Linked DNA regions of Homo sapiens: regions 1, 2, 3 and 4 are each linked to region 5. A link is a contact called in ENCODE Hi-C or POLR2A ChIA-PET data. All regions are on one chromosome and are shown on one strand. Each heading gives the region's core, a stretch centred on a gene start or an enhancer-like site at or near the end of the contact. The rest is flanking DNA. Distances are from core to core; before and after follow the strand shown. Region 1 holds the start of RAB12 (RAB12, member RAS oncogene family). Region 2 holds the start of RALBP1 (ralA binding protein 1). Region 3 overlaps LOC124904243 (a long non-coding RNA gene). Region 4 holds the start of MTCL1 (microtubule crosslinking factor 1). Region 5 holds the start of DLGAP1-AS1 (DLGAP1 antisense RNA 1).

Region 1 (2,700 bases), core at 65-2,564, 5.0 Mb before region 5:
TTCCATAGAAACAACTGCTACCCACATCCAACTGAGAAATCTCAATGTCAAGTCCTCTAAGCATGACTTAATTAAAAAAATTTCCCCTGCAGTTTCCATTTCAGATCCACGGCTGTTTTCCTCCTTGACCCTGGAGCGTTCCTGTACTTACTTCACTCCTGTCCCTCACCGAAAACAGCGGTACTGGAGGAATCAACCCCATGCCCGCCAGTCACCGGGTTGTTTGAGGTCATGGATAAATACAGCTGAAGCTCCTCTGCCCCGTACGTACGGCTAGCACGAGAAACTTACTGTAGTTTTAGTTTTAACATTCTCCATAGGTGACTTTAAACTTCATTTCTTGAAAATGGGTTCAAAATAAGAAAACTGCCCTGGTTGCGCAGGGATCACACCCGCAGCAGACGGCGCGCGCTGGCCTTGGCGGGCCGGGCGAGAGCGGCCTTAGGCGTTCACTCCCCTGCCTGCCTGCGCTCCACTCGAACCCAGCTTTTTCTTGGGCGAGTATGCTAAGGGCCGAAGTTTCCGTGGAGAGCCGCCCCCACAGGCCCCGGGGGCTGCCAGGACCTCTGAGGCAGGGCCGGGGGCCAAGGGCAGGTCTGCCCGGAGGCGGCACGAAAACCTCTGCCAGGCTTTGGGATTGGGATGCAGGGCGCTCCAAGGAGACCCCCGCCCCTAGTTTCACCGAGAGGCCCATCCCCGAAAGACTCCCAGGCTCGATGAGACTCGAAGCCCACGGGGCGAAGGGCACCTGCCCGGGCGCCAGGAGGCCCGGCCCAGGGTCGCCGTGGCGCCCTTACCCACGGTGGACTTGCAGGCCTCGCAGAAGGTGTCGTCGGTGAAGCGCTCCATCAGGCTGGTCTTGCCCACGCCGCGGGAGCCGATAATGATGACCTGCAACTTGAAGTCGGCCGGCCTGGGGGGCTGCTTCCTCCGGCGGCCCTGGCCGCCCGACAGCGCCGGGGAGCCCGCGCCCAGACCGCCGCCGCCCCCGGCCCGCCTCTGCAGCGCGGCGCCCGGATCCATACACGCATGCGGCTCCCGCTCGGCCCGCCGCCCGCCGCCGCCCGCCCCCCGGCTGCGCGCCCCGGGCCCCGGCGCCCCCTCGGCCTCCGCCGCGCGCGGGGGGTCGGCCCCGGGCTCGGCTTCCGCCCGCTGGAGCGGCCCCGGCGGCCCGTGGGCTCCGCGCTGCAACTGCGCCGCCGGCCGGCTCTCTGCGCCCGGGTCCCCTCCTCCTCCTCCTCCGCCGCTGCCGCCGCCGCCGCCGGGAGAGGAGGAAGGGAAGCAGCTACTCCGCAGTAGCGGCAGCAGCATCCCGGACGAGGAGGGGCAGGAAGCGCAGGCGCGGGCGGGGCGGCTGGCCGCGAGGGGCCGGAGGCGGGCGGGTGGGCGCCCCCTGCCGGCGGGAGGACCGCGCGCCCGGGCCTCGGTTGGGTACTGCGCGCGGAGCTTTCCCGCAACCCGCGCCGCTCTTTCCCTGCCTCTGCTCGCCTGCCCGCCCCCGCTTCCCTCCCTCTTCCGCCGGCTCTTTCATCTTTTCTTCCTCTTATCTCTTCCCTTTTCCCCCTTTTCACTCCTCCCTACTCGGCTTTCACTCTGACCCGCATTTATAGTTAACACAAGAAACTTAGTGTGGTTTTAGTCTTAAAATTCTCCGTAGGCAATTTTGAACTTCAGCATTCCGGTGCATCATGAAAATGGGTTCAAAATAAGAAAAAGAACCCTGGTTGACAGTGAAAACACTCCCATGCGCACAGTCCCCAAACACCATGCACATGTTTTCGCCCCCGCGCGCTCGGTGTAGCTGGAACGCTGGAAAGGCCCCGACCTGAGGCCGCGCCGCCGGGCCGCCTGCGCTGCGTTCGCGTCTACACCAGCGCTCTCTCACAAACACCAGCGGGTGCAAGCCCCCGCACCCTCTACCGGGCCGTGGCACTGCTCGGTCTCTCTCCGTCACGTCTGTCTCCCATTTTGCACGGAAACGCGCGAAATCAGTTATTTTTAACTCTGATCGCTGTCTCACTCAGAGTTCAGAAGTTTTTATGCTGTTTAATTTTTAAATTAAGTAAATGGCATACTCCTTTGGGGGAATAAGCGAGTTAAAACTCAAACAGTGCGAGAAGATTGAAACTTTAGGAATTATGGACTCGGGTCGTATGTTTTGCCATTTCTGTTTGGAAGGATTTAAGGATACAGAAAATCACTGCTGATTCCTTGCCAGAGATTTGTTTAGCAAATTCCTCAGCTTGAACTTGAGCATCTCAGAACACAGGGTTCTGAATATGATAGGGGCTGGCAACATTTGCCGAATGATCACGTTACCCACAAAATTTCAGCTGTGCTGTATTTAGAACTAGGTTTAGTAATGCACAGTACACGCATATGTTACACAGCAAACCTGATTTGTAAAAATCTAGCGTTGCCCACAGTGTAGATTGGAAGTTTACATCTATGAGAGCATTCTTAACTGTGCAGTCACTGTAGGGATCTTTATAATATGAATTCTGAGAATATGTAAAATATGATCCCTCTATATTATTTGAAACACAGATCCATCACTTACCATCACGGAATTTACTTTCTTTCTTTCCTTCTTTCTTTCTTTTTCTTTCATTTTGTTTTGTTTTGATTTTGAGACAGCCTTGCTCTGTTGCGCAGGCTGGAGTGCAGTGGTGCGATCACAGCTCACGGCAGCCTGGAACT
Region 2 (2,838 bases), core at 208-2,707, 5.9 Mb before region 5:
CCTGGGCAACAAGAGCGAAACTCTGTCTCAAAAAATAAAAAACTAAAAAAAAAAAAAAAAAGCTACTGTTAACTAACCTACCCCACTTGGATCTACCAGATACTTTGAATGAGAGGTGGAAACCACTCTACTGACCTCCTTCCTACCCCTACTACCGCCACTCCAGCTTACAGTAATTATTTTCACAAAGACAGAAAGGAGTTATCAAATGACCACAATAACTCTAAAAACAGAAAGTGAGGTGATCTTTCTTATTCACAGTCCCACTTATTCATTTAGAAATGCTGAGCACCAAAACAAAACCTTATCACAAGTTCAGTATTTCGTTAATAACTGCCAAGTATAATGGAATACTCCCCAAAGTACTGCAGCATTAGAACATGACCACTCCACTAAATTAAAAATTCAGCGAAAGCTTTTCTAACAAGGCTGGATGGAGCACTAACTCAACGGCCAAACGGCTGCACTTCCTGTATATGCACGTTCAAAACACCTCGAATTAACATGCTAGGGACCTTGAAGAATTGTACTAGGCCTTGCTCAAGAGGAAGGCTTTGTAATACTGAATCCCAAAACTTGAAACAGCAGAATTACTTCAGGGAAGACGGAGGTGTTAAATATTCTGTAAAACCTGTTTCACTCTCACAACGATCAGTTTTAAAAAAAAGAGGGAGAACACTGACCTCATTAAGAGCATTCTGACAACACACATAGTTGAACATGAGTTGTGAAAAGAATTTTCAACTTCAGATCTGTCTGTCCATTCCCACTGAAACCTGAAGGAAGGATCGCAGCACCCAAAGGCGCCCACTGCTCAGTGCCAGCGGTGGGCGACACCAGGAGCCTGTCCTGGTCCCCTGGGTAAGCCCTGGAGCCTGGCCACTATGCCGGGCACGATCCACCAACCGTGAGGGCTGGGTCCCCTAGCCTCTGTCCAGGCGCCCCCCAAGAGCTTCCCCGAGGCCTGGGGACTCCTAACTCTCCACCCCCGGCCCCCGAGAGCACCACAAACGAGGACGCCACGAAGGGAGGCCCGTCGGCCAGTGGGAGGGACGCACGGCCAAGGGGGGCGAAAACTGGGGCGAAGCTTTCCGGGGAGGAACCCACGCCAGGGGCAGCCACGCCCCCCACCCCCAACTTCAAACCCGAGCGCTGCGAGCACCGAGCCCCACACGCTGCCTGACAGACGCGGGCGCGAGGCCGGCGCGGGAGAGGGTTCCTCGGGCACTCCAGGGGTATCGCCGCGACCCTAGCACGCGACCGCTCCCTGCGACTGACCTGTGCCTGCCGCCGCGCGACCGTCCGCCCCGCCGCAGCCTCCGCCTCCTCGCGCTCACGCTGCCGCCGCAGCCACCGGAGCCGCCTCCTGCGCTGCGCCCCAGGCCGGCCTCGGGCGCCCCATTCCCACCCCGCCCAGCCTCTGCCTGTTTACAATGATTGGGACGGAACGGGACGAGGCGGTCCAGCGCGCACGCGCATTCCCTCCTCCCGCCGCAGCCGGCTTCCCGGATCCTCCTCTCCGCTCAGACGGCTGAAGCCGTCAAGGGCAGGCGACCTGGGCTCTCGCGCGGGGCGCGCTGGGAGGCGTAGTTCCCAAGGCCCCGGCGTCCAGCCAGCCCGAAGGCCTCTCGCCAAGGAAGCAAACTACAACACCCAGGAGGCACCGCGCCCCCTTCGTCCCCAGGCTCGCTGAGGAGACTGAAGAAGAGCGCGAGAGAACGCGCCGAGGGCCAGTGCTCTGCAGGCGCCTGCGCAGTCGGTGGCCTTGCGGGTTTCGGGGACGGACGGCTTACCCCGGTGTGGTGCTGGCGAAGGTGGCTCGCGGGCATCTCCTGCAACGGCCTTGAGGATGGAAAGGGCTTTCCTCTCCACGCTCTGGCCAGCCTGCGCCTCAGCTCCCGAAGTTGAGAGCTTTCCTTGCGCCAGCGTGCTTTAGTCGTTCCAACCAGTTAAACCAGACTGGGGGCCGCCCGGCTGGCCGCTGGGTGGGGCGGCTGCCCCGCCTTCGACTGGGTGTGGGATTGGAGGAAAGAGCGCCGTGGGCCTGTAGGGATAGGCGGGAATAAACCTCTGTCGGGAACATCCACGGAATTCCTGAAGCGGGTGTGGGCTTCTGCAGGGCTTCAGCGCGCCCCCGGCTCAGCAGTTACCGAGCAGCCCCCGAGGAAAGCTGCCCAGTCCGTGTTTGGCTGGCAGTAGAGATAACTGAATTTCTTCGAGAAGCCTTTCACCCAGGCTTGTTGAGTTGCTCTGCTAATGCGTAGCGAAGGCTGGAAACGGCTTCAGCAGTCTTCGTGTTTTCTGAAATGTGGCAGTTTATTAGGGGAGAGGAGGGACTTGGAATAGACGACCCTACCTGTCACTCGCATTCCTACGTGCAGCACTCTGTGGCACTTCGTTGCCCGTTTAGATTGGCCGCTGCTATCCATCTTGCTCTCTGCTCCCACATCAGCTTTCCTCAAAGCGGGCGGTAAATTTGTCCCTAGTACTCTGCGCTCCCTACTCAGTAAAGTTCAACCCCTGGGGCCTTAGATTCATTCAGGGGCCTCCCACGAGTGGATACGGGATGGTCTGAGGTAGCCATTGGTCTTTGACTTTCGGAAAAGCCTTCTCATGGCTCCTCTCGCAGTAGAACAGTCTTCTCTGACCACTGGGTTGGGCAGGTGAGCATGGCAGTGACAATTCTCTGCCTGTGACAGCACTGATTCGGCCAAGGGGCAGGCACTGATCCACGCTGGGCCTTATGGAGGCCTTGCCTGAAGCTGCTATGTGGATGCAGGAGGGGAGCAGAGGGAGTTTTCTACTGAGGCAATTGCTGATGGACGTGTTTCTTGCAAC
Region 3 (2,700 bases), core at 84-2,583, 5.5 Mb before region 5:
GTTTTTATTGTAGTCAGAGGAAACAGATCATAACAAGGAAATAGACATCTTCACTACCTCAGATAGTGATAAGTGCTATGGATAAAAATAACACAGGGGGCTGGGCATGGTGGCTCACGCCTGTAATCCCAGCACTTTGGGAGGCCTAGGTGGGAAGATTACTTGAGCTCAGGAGTTCGAGACCAGCCTGGGCAACATGGCGAAACCCCATCTCTACTAAAAATACAAAAATTAGCCAGGCACGGTGGTGGGCGCTTGTAATCCCAGCTACTAAGAAGCCTGAGGTGGGAGAATCGCTTGAACCCGGGAGGTGGAGGTTGTAGTGAGCCAAGATTGCATCATTGTACTCCAGCCTGGGCGACAGAGTGAGACTCTGTCTCAAAACAAACAAACAAATAAAGCAATGGGGAATGCTGGGGTAGGGGAGCCCTGAAGAAGCAGCAGGAATAAGCCCCGTGGACAGCTGGTGGAGGGGGCATCCGGGCGGAGGGAGGGGTTGTGCATATGCCAAGGGCCAGGCATGGGCATTTGTGTTCCAGGTATTGGGGGGTGGGGCATGGGGAGGCCGTGAGAGGACAGTAATCAGATCAAAGAGATGTAGGACCTTGCACGTCACTACAAGGAGTTAGCTTTCTTCTCTTCTTCCTCCTCCTCCTCCTCCTCCTCCTTCTTCTTTCTTTGGCTAAAGCTGTCCTCCCCTCAGCCTCTTGAGTAGCTGGGACTACAAGTGTTCACCACCACACCTGGCTGGCCTTCTATTCTGAATGAGTTAGGAGTCAATGGGAGGTTTTGAGTAGGAAGAGATATGATGTGGTTTTCCATTTGGAAAGGACCCTGTGGCTGCTGAATTGAGAATGGTGTGAGAAAGTAAAGACTGAAGCAGAAAAACAGTTTGGAGGCTACTGCAACAATCCAGGCAAGAAGTGATGGTGGCTTCATCATGGAGGAAGGGAGCCACTCAGGTTCTGGATAGCCTGGGAGGTTGAGCAAGCCATGAAATGGGAGAGAAAAAGAGGAATCAAGCCTGATTCCGAGACTGCTGGCAGGAGCGCCTGGAAGGATGATGGTTACCTTCTCTATGGAGGGGAAGGTATGGGAGAAGACAGCATGGTGTGTGAAGAAGTCCAGAAGTTTGGTTTTGGACATATTAAGTTTCAGTTGCTTAGTAGATATATCTTTCTTATTTATGTTGAATTCTCCATCCAACTTAGAGGGTAGACAGGGTTTCTTTTTCAGTATTACAATCTAACAGGAACTGAGAACTTACAGAACAGACCAGTAGGAACTGAAACAGTAGAAGGGTTGGGGAAGAGGGTTTTGAGTGTTTTTGTTTAAATATAAGGAGACAAATTTACATCCCACAATCCGTTTTCCTTCAGCAACTAGTAGTACTTTTCTCGCAGTCTTTAACAGCTAGCCAGGGCCACTAGCTCTCAGTGTTGTACTCCCTTGGACTAGGTAATTCTGAAGGAAAGATCAGAATAATGAGAAGTATGTGGGTCCTATTGGGAAAGGCAGCCCACCATGGACCCTGAAGGTCCCTGCCTGTTCTTGCTGAGTGTGCTGGATTTTTTTTTTTTTTTTTTTTTGAGACGGAGTCTCACTCACTCTGTCGCTCAGGCTGGAGTGCAGTGGCGTGATCTCAACTCACTGCAACCTCCGTTTTCTGGGTTCAAGCTATTCTCTTGCCTCAGCCTCCCGAGTAGCTGGGATTACAGGCATCCACCACCACGCCTGACTAATTTTTGTATTTTTAGTGGAGACATGTTGGCCAGGCTAGTTTTGAAACCCTGACCTCAGGTGATCCGCCCTCGTTGGCCTCCCAAAGTGCTGGCATTACAGGTGTGAGCCACTGCGTCCAGCCGAGTGTACTGGATTTTAAGACTGATCTGTCTCCTGATACTGAATGGTTTCTCTGGTTAGTCACACAGGCAATTAAGCAGGTCAAAGTGGAGAAAGACTGGCTTATTTGCTGCTTGCTCAAGGGCTGGGCCCTTAGCCCTGGGTTCCTCTCCTGTAATGCAACCCACTGCATGCGCAGGTATCATCTAGGACTATCATGTCATCCCTGTGTTGTGTATGGGGAAGGGAACTAGTGCAAATATGCTCATGTTGTTTGCTGTGCTGTGCTGTTAGTAATAAAATCCTTTGTCTCTGACCCAAGAGTCTTATGTCTTCTGCCAGCATCAATGAAACAGTTAACAGTGTAAGTTGGAGAAAGTTCCAGAGCTTTTACAGTTCTTGACAGGCCTCATCTCTCTCAAAGGAGTCTAAAGCTCCATCTGGGATTAAGGGGTAGCTTGGGGTGAAACATGATGGGGATCTGGCCAGATGCCCCAGGTCCAGCTAGGAAGGAATCCATTTTCTCTTGGGGACTTTGGTACTGAATGAAATATTTGGAGATGGGAGCAAAATGAAGGAAACAGATTATATGAAGTTTAAGGGATTAGGCTAATTTCCAATTTGTTGATACTCCTTGATTCAACATATAGTGGTAAACATGAGTCCTTTTGTAATCCCTTAGGCTTAAGTAGAAGATGGGGACAGGTGGAAAGTGCATTTTTAGAGTAAAGGTAGCAGATAATGATTGCTGAAACAAAAGAAATCCAAGTCCACTTTTGCCTAGGGAGGGACAGTTGGCCAGGCCACAAAAAAAAAAAAAAAAAAAAAAAAAAGAAAGAAAGAAAGAAAGAAAAAGAG
Region 4 (2,848 bases), core at 335-2,834, 5.1 Mb before region 5:
TATCCTGAACCGCCACGCCCGCACGTGGCCCGGCTAGAGCTCCCTGGCGAAGGATCACCTGTTCCTACAGGTGAGGCTGGCACGTTCTGAGCGGGGATGGGGGCGTCCGCTGATGTCCCCAAAACGATTACAGCCTCCTCTGCCCCAACAGGTCAACAAAAGTAAAAGTATCAGCGAAGAGACGCAAGAGTTCTAGACGCGAGAAAAGAGAAGTGGGTTGCGAACTGGCGGGGTCCCACAGGTCTTGCTTCTCCTTCCAGAAGTTTGGGCTTAAGTTGCCAATGCCTGACAATGCGGGGGTAGGACCGTGGAGAGCAGGAGGGAGAAGGCGCTGGACAGGCCCGGGAAGGAGGGGTTGGCGGGTCCCCGCCGCAGCCAGGCCCTCCGGGGGCGCCCCGGGACACCTGCGGCCGAGGCGCGGCTCACCTTGAGATAGTCGTTCTCCGAGCGCAGCTCCTCCATCTCCCGCAGCAGCTCTTCTTCCTCCGCCGCTGGCACGAGCCGAGACTGCTCGCCCAGGCTGGGCTCCTTGGGGGTCCCGGGGACTGGTCGCTCCGGTGGCGAGCGCCCCCGGACATCCTCCGCCACGCCGGGCCCCGCGAAACCCCCCGAAACCCCGCTCGGGATGCTCCGGCCCCCGGGACAGGCGCCCGCGGCGAGGGGCGCGGCGAGGAGCGCTGGGGGCTCGGGGCTGCCCGGCGGCGCTCCTCGGGCTGCGGGGCTCGGCGTCGGCGCTCCTCGTGGGGGTTCACGGTCGCTGGAGCCCGTGCCGGATTCGGCGTCGCTGCTGGCGGCAGGGAGCAGGCGCTGCTCGTCGGACAGGGGTTCGGAGGGGCAGTCAGAGAGGTCGGAGCTGCTGTCCGTGTGGCTGATGCGCGAGCAGCGGGCCGGGGACCCGGCCACCGAGGTCACCGCGAGGGTCACGGCAGGGATCCGGGCGGCCGGGGTCGGGGGGCCGACGGTGCGGGCGGGTGGCGCCCGGGAGCCGCGCTTGGCTTTGCGGCCCTTGGCAGCGGCAGACGGCGGCTCGGCTCCGGGAGGCTTCCCAGCCCGGGACAGCGGCTCCGCGGGCGCCACGCGCGCCGCCCTCCTGCTTCCCAGGGCAGCCTTGGCACCGCCCGCCGCTCTGGCCCCGGCGCCCGGCGGGGGCTTGTCCTTCGCGCCCGGGACGCCGCCACTGCGCCGAGAGAGGCGGCCGGGCGCGGCCAGGGACCCCGGCGAGGGCGGCGCTTTGCCCGCGAGGTTGGGCGAGCGCGGGGCGGCGGGAGCCGGGGCTCGGCCCGAGGAGGGGACGGCCGGGCCGGGCGCGGCGGGCCGGGCGTGCAGGTCCTTGAGGAAGGGTCTGGCGGGCGAGGGCGCACGGTGCAGCCGCCGCCTTTCGGCCACCGGGTGGAGGTGGTGGTGGCGGTGGTGCTGGCCGGGCGGCTGCAGCTTCGCGTCCGGGGCACCTCCGCCCGCGGGGCCGTTCAGTGTCTCCATGGCCGGGTCCGCCGGCAGCAGCTCAGGCAGCAGATGCTCCGGACGACGACGGCGGCGGCGGCGGCGGCGGCGGCGTGCAGCCTCCCCGCGCGCTCTCTCATCACTGTCCCAGCCCCGCCCGGGCTGCGCCCCGCGCTCCCGCCGTCCCCGCCCCCCGCACCCCGGCCCCGAGGATTCCCGCGGGGCTCGCCGCCGCCGCGCTCGCCCCTCGCTGAGGTCACCGCGGATCGAGTTCTCCCGGCTCAGCAGCGCGGCGGCTCCCGGCCGCTCGCATCCCCGGACCTCGCGCTCCGGGCTCGCGGTCACCGGTGCCGCGGCGGCGCTGGCGGCGCGCGCCCGGCTCCCGCGTCCCGCTCCCCGCCCACCGCCGGCCCGCTGCTGCCCGTGCCCGCCCCCGCCGCTCCCGGCTGAGAGAAGCCGCACGCGCGCGCCCCACCTCCCCGCCGCCCAGCGCCCTCGCCCAGGCCCGTGCGCATGCCCCGCCTCCAGCCAGCCGGCGCCGTGCAGGGGAGGGGCGAGGGAAGGGGCGGGGGCTTGCGCTCCCCGGGGGGCGGGCGCCCGGCAGGGGCGGGACCTGCGCGCCCTTGGGAGCAGGCGCAGGCTGGATCCATGGGGCCTCGCTGCCCGGGGACCCTCCTTGCTTTTTGAGGCCCTAGAGACGCTGCCAGGAGCTAGGGAGGAAGGGAAGAGGCGGAGGTGAAGTGGTGGCAAGGGGCGGCGCCGGCCACTTGGGGAAGGCGTGTGCCGCGGCTGACAACACCCCTCTCATGCCTCTCCATCCACCGCCCGCCTCCCCGAGGCCAGTCACCTCCCTCGCTGTCCTCTCCAAGCTGTGCCCCTGGTCCCCGAGCTCCTTTAAGGATCGCTGGTACCCGACGCAGCTCTCGCGTCTAAACGGCACGGCGGGCGCTCCACAGTTGGCACCCCCGTGGCCTCGGGAGCTCAGGAGGAGCTGCTGCCCAAACAGGAGGAGCCCTCGCCAAACCTGGGGGTCAGAAAGGGAACTCACATTTATAGTTCCGGCTGCGAGCCAGGCCTGCTGGCCACTTACTGAGCAGTGTTTTATTTAAGCCTCACCACAGTCCCAGATTGGAATTGCTGTCTTCGGTGAAGACTAGGGCACCGGCGCTGGGAGGTGAAGTCACTTGCCTGCGATGCCTCACCCAGTCCCTAGCTGAGCGGGTTTAAACCCAGGTCTTCAGGATTCCGAGTCCTGCAGGCTTTCCGCTCAGAGCCCGGAGCCCGGCCACCGGTTCTACCACTTGAGTCTCCCATGCGCAAGGCACTAGACCTTTCTGAGCCCCAGTTCCCTCGCCTGTATCATTAAAACGTACTGCCACCTGAGCATGTGTGAAGATTTAGCAAATAC
Region 5 (2,700 bases), core at 1-2,500:
AGAAGTTTTAGACCTCAGCCTCTGGCCCTGGGCCTTCTGAAATGACCTTCCTCCAAACACCATTTAATTTCCGCTAACTTAGTTAATGAATGGAACTTTCTGAAGACAGCAGTTACTTTGATCTGAACCCCTTTCCTAGTTTCCAGTTAACATAGCCAGAGGGAGACAGAAGGGGTGCCCGCCTCTCAATGGGTGCCCTCTCCTCCTGCGTGGCTGGAGCAGCTCCCAGCTGTAGCTATTCCTCTAACGCAGAGAGAGCTGCAGAAAGCAGTTCCCAAAAGGAAGAAGGCAAGTTACAAATACCGCCGTTGGCATTTTCGTGGGTGTTTCCCGCCACATAGAGATAAAAGCTTTGAGGTGGGGCTTTGAGGCACACTCTCTGGGTAGCTGGGCCTGCAGTCTGGAAATCCTAAGTAATCCTTGCAAATAGGCTAACTGGAAGCCAGCAATACAAATGAGCAGTGCTTCTGGCCTGAGAGAAAGGTGTCTGCATTCAAAGTACAACTTCAGATAAAAATGGAAAATGCCAGTCCCACCCTGCAGGAATCCTGTTTCTGGGCTGTTTATCCTCACTGCCATCCACCCTACCCTTGGCTGTGACTAGGATGTGAAGAAAGAGATTGGGTGGAAAAGGCTACCGCAGCTCTTGCTCCGTTTAACTCACCACCTTAAAAAACATGGCCTTGGCTGCTGCTTTAAAACAACAACAACGAAAATCCCCAGCCCCAACCCAGAGGTTTAACCCTGCAGCTAAGGTGAAGTTTTTGTTAAGGTGATAAGGTAAAAAAGGACGCCATTCTGAGCCTTGACTTCCACTCTTCATACTTTTCGGAAGACAAGTCCAGCAAAGACCTCCACCCCTTCCAAAGAGCGACTTACCTCGTAGCTGATCCACAGATTGCAACGTACAGATGTGATGTTCCAGGCTTGGCCACAAGGGGACACTAGAGAGTAGGACTGCCCGCGTCAATGTTTTGTTTTTTACAGACTTTTGGTTGGGAGGGAGGGAGGGAGGGAGGGGGGTGTGGGAGTGGTGGGGGAGATGCTGGCTTTAAAAAAAAGTCCATTTGTTCCCTGAGATTGTGCCACTTGCCCTTTTATAAGTCAAAGGTTGCCACGTTACCTGTTGCCAGGTTCCTGAGAGTGCTTGGGGAAAATGTGGGCGAGAGAGGCACAGCACAGTCCTCCGGCTTGGTAGGTTTCAAGCTCTTTTGACTGGGCTGGCGCTGACATTTGCAGGGGCAGCTGCTGTGGATTGCCTGCGCATTGTTTGGCTGTAGTTCTAACAGAGGAGTGGCTGCGTCTGACATCATTTCCAGGCATCAAGTGCCTGGGGCTTTTTTTTTTTTTTTTCTTTAATGACGAACTCTCTGACCCCTCCCTGCCTGGATTTTTGTACAGTACATGCACTGTGCAAAACAGCCTCCACTCAGGAAGCCCAAGTTTTGTAGCAGCTTGTTGAAACAACTTGGGTGCCTTTTAAAAAAAATAAAGTTGTGACTCTGAAACAAACCTTTCCATTCTTCCTCCTTGCTGAGAACAATGTTGCGTTTGATTAGCAGCGCAGCCAGTGCTTTCTGAAAGATCTGCTCTCCCCAGAAGAGGCGGCTGCTATCAGTTGAATAGATCTCTAGGCCAGACATGCCGAGGCTTGGGGCATTTGTCTGGCGTTAGGAAGTGTCTGGAATACTAGCAACTACCAACTGGCGTGTCTTATGACTACAGGAATTATTACACTACCCTCCATTTCATTCACATCCCCTCTCCTCCCCTTACACACACACACAAGCATATTTTTTTCTACTTTAGAAAAAGTTGAGCGAGTCATCTTGTGGTTTCCGTGGAGGATGTAACTGGGAGAGAAGACTGTGGGATACCTTGTATCTCCCAGAGGGGGGCCGGGAATCATGGTGTATGACCCACCCCAACAGCCTCTGATCTCTGCCTTCTCACCACTGACCGCCACGCTTTGGGTGGCCTTAAATGTGAAGCTGTAAATATTTTGAAATAAGGTAGTGATTTTTCCATGTGCATTTTGTTTTGTGGCATTTCTCTCCTTCTGCAATATTTTAAAAGTTGCAACTGTGCACCCCTTGTTGACCACTCCAAATTCATTCATTCACTGAAACTTAAGAGTTCCTGCAGAGTGAGGATGGCTGTGCACGAAGGAGTCCCTCGTGGAAACCACGGTGCTTTAGTGGACAAGGTGTTTACTAGAGAGTGTTTACTGGCGGGGGGCGGGGGAGATAAACAAAGGTGGTTTGAGTTAATGGTCAGATGGGAGTTGGAGCCCTGAGTACTCTAACTCTGTCACTGAATCTCTAGATGAGTTAGGGATGTCCGTTGCCTGCTCTGAGCCTTAATATTTTCATCAGTTAAATGGGGATAGTGGGATCTTTCACATATGTGAGATCATGTCTATTTTCTTCTTTTTCTTTTCTTTTCTTTCTTTTTTTTCTTTTTCTTTTTCTTTTTCTTTTTCTTTCTTTCTTTTTCTTTTTTTTTTTTTTTTTTTTTTTTGAGGCAGGGTCTTGCTCTGTCACCTAGGCTGGAGTGCAGTGGCACAGTCATGGCTCATTGCGGCCTCCACCTCCCAAGCTCAAGTGATCCTCCCACCTCAGCCTACCGAGTAGCTGAGACTTCAGGCGTGCACCACCATGACCAGCTAGTTGTTGTTGTTTGGGTTTTTTTGAGACGAGG

The links. A loop is a pair of places that touch in the nucleus more often than their neighbours do. ChIA-PET counts read pairs that join two places held with the same protein, here RNA polymerase II (POLR2A). Pooled maps may share reads with other maps.
Region 1: a pooled map shows a loop between it and region 5 (6-fold over the local background). The contact joins the promoter of RAB12 here to the promoter of DLGAP1-AS1 in region 5. A Hi-C loop is called at or near these places in 6 of 37 single-sample maps with no recorded cell type and 9 of 50 pooled maps. POLR2A ChIA-PET finds 5 or more read pairs at or near these places in 1 of 52 experiments (OCI-LY7).
Region 2: a map with no recorded cell type shows a loop between it and region 5 (14-fold over the local background). The contact joins the promoter of RALBP1 here to the promoter of DLGAP1-AS1 in region 5. A Hi-C loop is called at or near these places in 1 of 37 single-sample maps with no recorded cell type and 8 of 50 pooled maps. POLR2A ChIA-PET finds 5 or more read pairs at or near these places in 1 of 52 experiments (activated CD8-positive, alpha-beta memory T cell).
Region 3: a pooled map shows a loop between it and region 5 (3-fold over the local background). The contact joins the enhancer-like site here to the promoter of DLGAP1-AS1 in region 5. A Hi-C loop is called at or near these places in 1 of 37 single-sample maps with no recorded cell type and 2 of 50 pooled maps. POLR2A ChIA-PET finds 5 or more read pairs at or near these places in 2 of 52 experiments (activated B cell and activated CD4-positive, alpha-beta T cell).
Region 4: a loop to region 5 is called in a pooled map, with 2.2 times the contacts of the local background. The contact joins the promoter of MTCL1 here to the promoter of DLGAP1-AS1 in region 5. A Hi-C loop is called at or near these places in 6 of 50 pooled maps. POLR2A ChIA-PET finds 5 or more read pairs at or near these places in 2 of 52 experiments (A673 and K562).

Annotation. Positions count from the first base shown.
Region 1 is chr18:8,608,051-8,610,750 of GRCh38, reverse strand. It overlaps RAB12 (RAB12, member RAS oncogene family), which reads right to left and starts at 1,314. Exons shown (of 6, transcript NM_001025300.3): 1 at 798-1,314. The coding sequence starts at 1,311. RefSeq lists an enhancer at 27-76 and silencers at 527-826, 1,257-1,486.
Region 2 is chr18:9,474,132-9,476,969 of GRCh38, reverse strand. It overlaps RALBP1 (ralA binding protein 1), which reads right to left and starts at 1,457. Exons shown (of 10, transcript NM_006788.4): 1 at 1,279-1,457. RefSeq lists enhancers at 827-886, 625-1,493 and a silencer at 1,117-1,526.
Region 3 is chr18:9,060,889-9,063,588 of GRCh38, reverse strand. LOC124904243 (a long non-coding RNA gene) reads left to right here. Exons shown (of 2, transcript XR_007066278.1): 2 at 831-2,158. Among named protein-coding and RNA genes, the nearest start is that of NDUFV2, 40 kb to the left of the region's middle. Within about 2 kb of position 1,333, at least 5 of the 41 ENCODE cell types and tissues checked have a DNase peak (open chromatin) inside an H3K27ac peak, as active enhancers do.
Region 4 is chr18:8,704,292-8,707,139 of GRCh38, reverse strand. It overlaps MTCL1 (microtubule crosslinking factor 1), which reads right to left and starts at 1,584. Exons shown (of 15, transcript NM_001395333.1): 1 at 427-1,584. The coding sequence starts at 1,479. GACAT2 (gastric cancer associated transcript 2) reads left to right here. Exons shown (of 2, transcript NR_120598.1): 1 at 1-70. RefSeq lists silencers at 1,360-1,419, 1,800-2,239.
Region 5 is chr18:3,592,664-3,595,363 of GRCh38, reverse strand. It overlaps DLGAP1-AS1 (DLGAP1 antisense RNA 1), which reads right to left and starts at 1,250. Exons shown (of 3, transcript NR_024101.1): 1 at 1,124-1,250; 2 at 880-944. All of the region lies in intron 7 of DLGAP1 (DLG associated protein 1), which reads left to right. RefSeq lists enhancers at 1-78, 1,491-1,610 and a silencer at 199-493.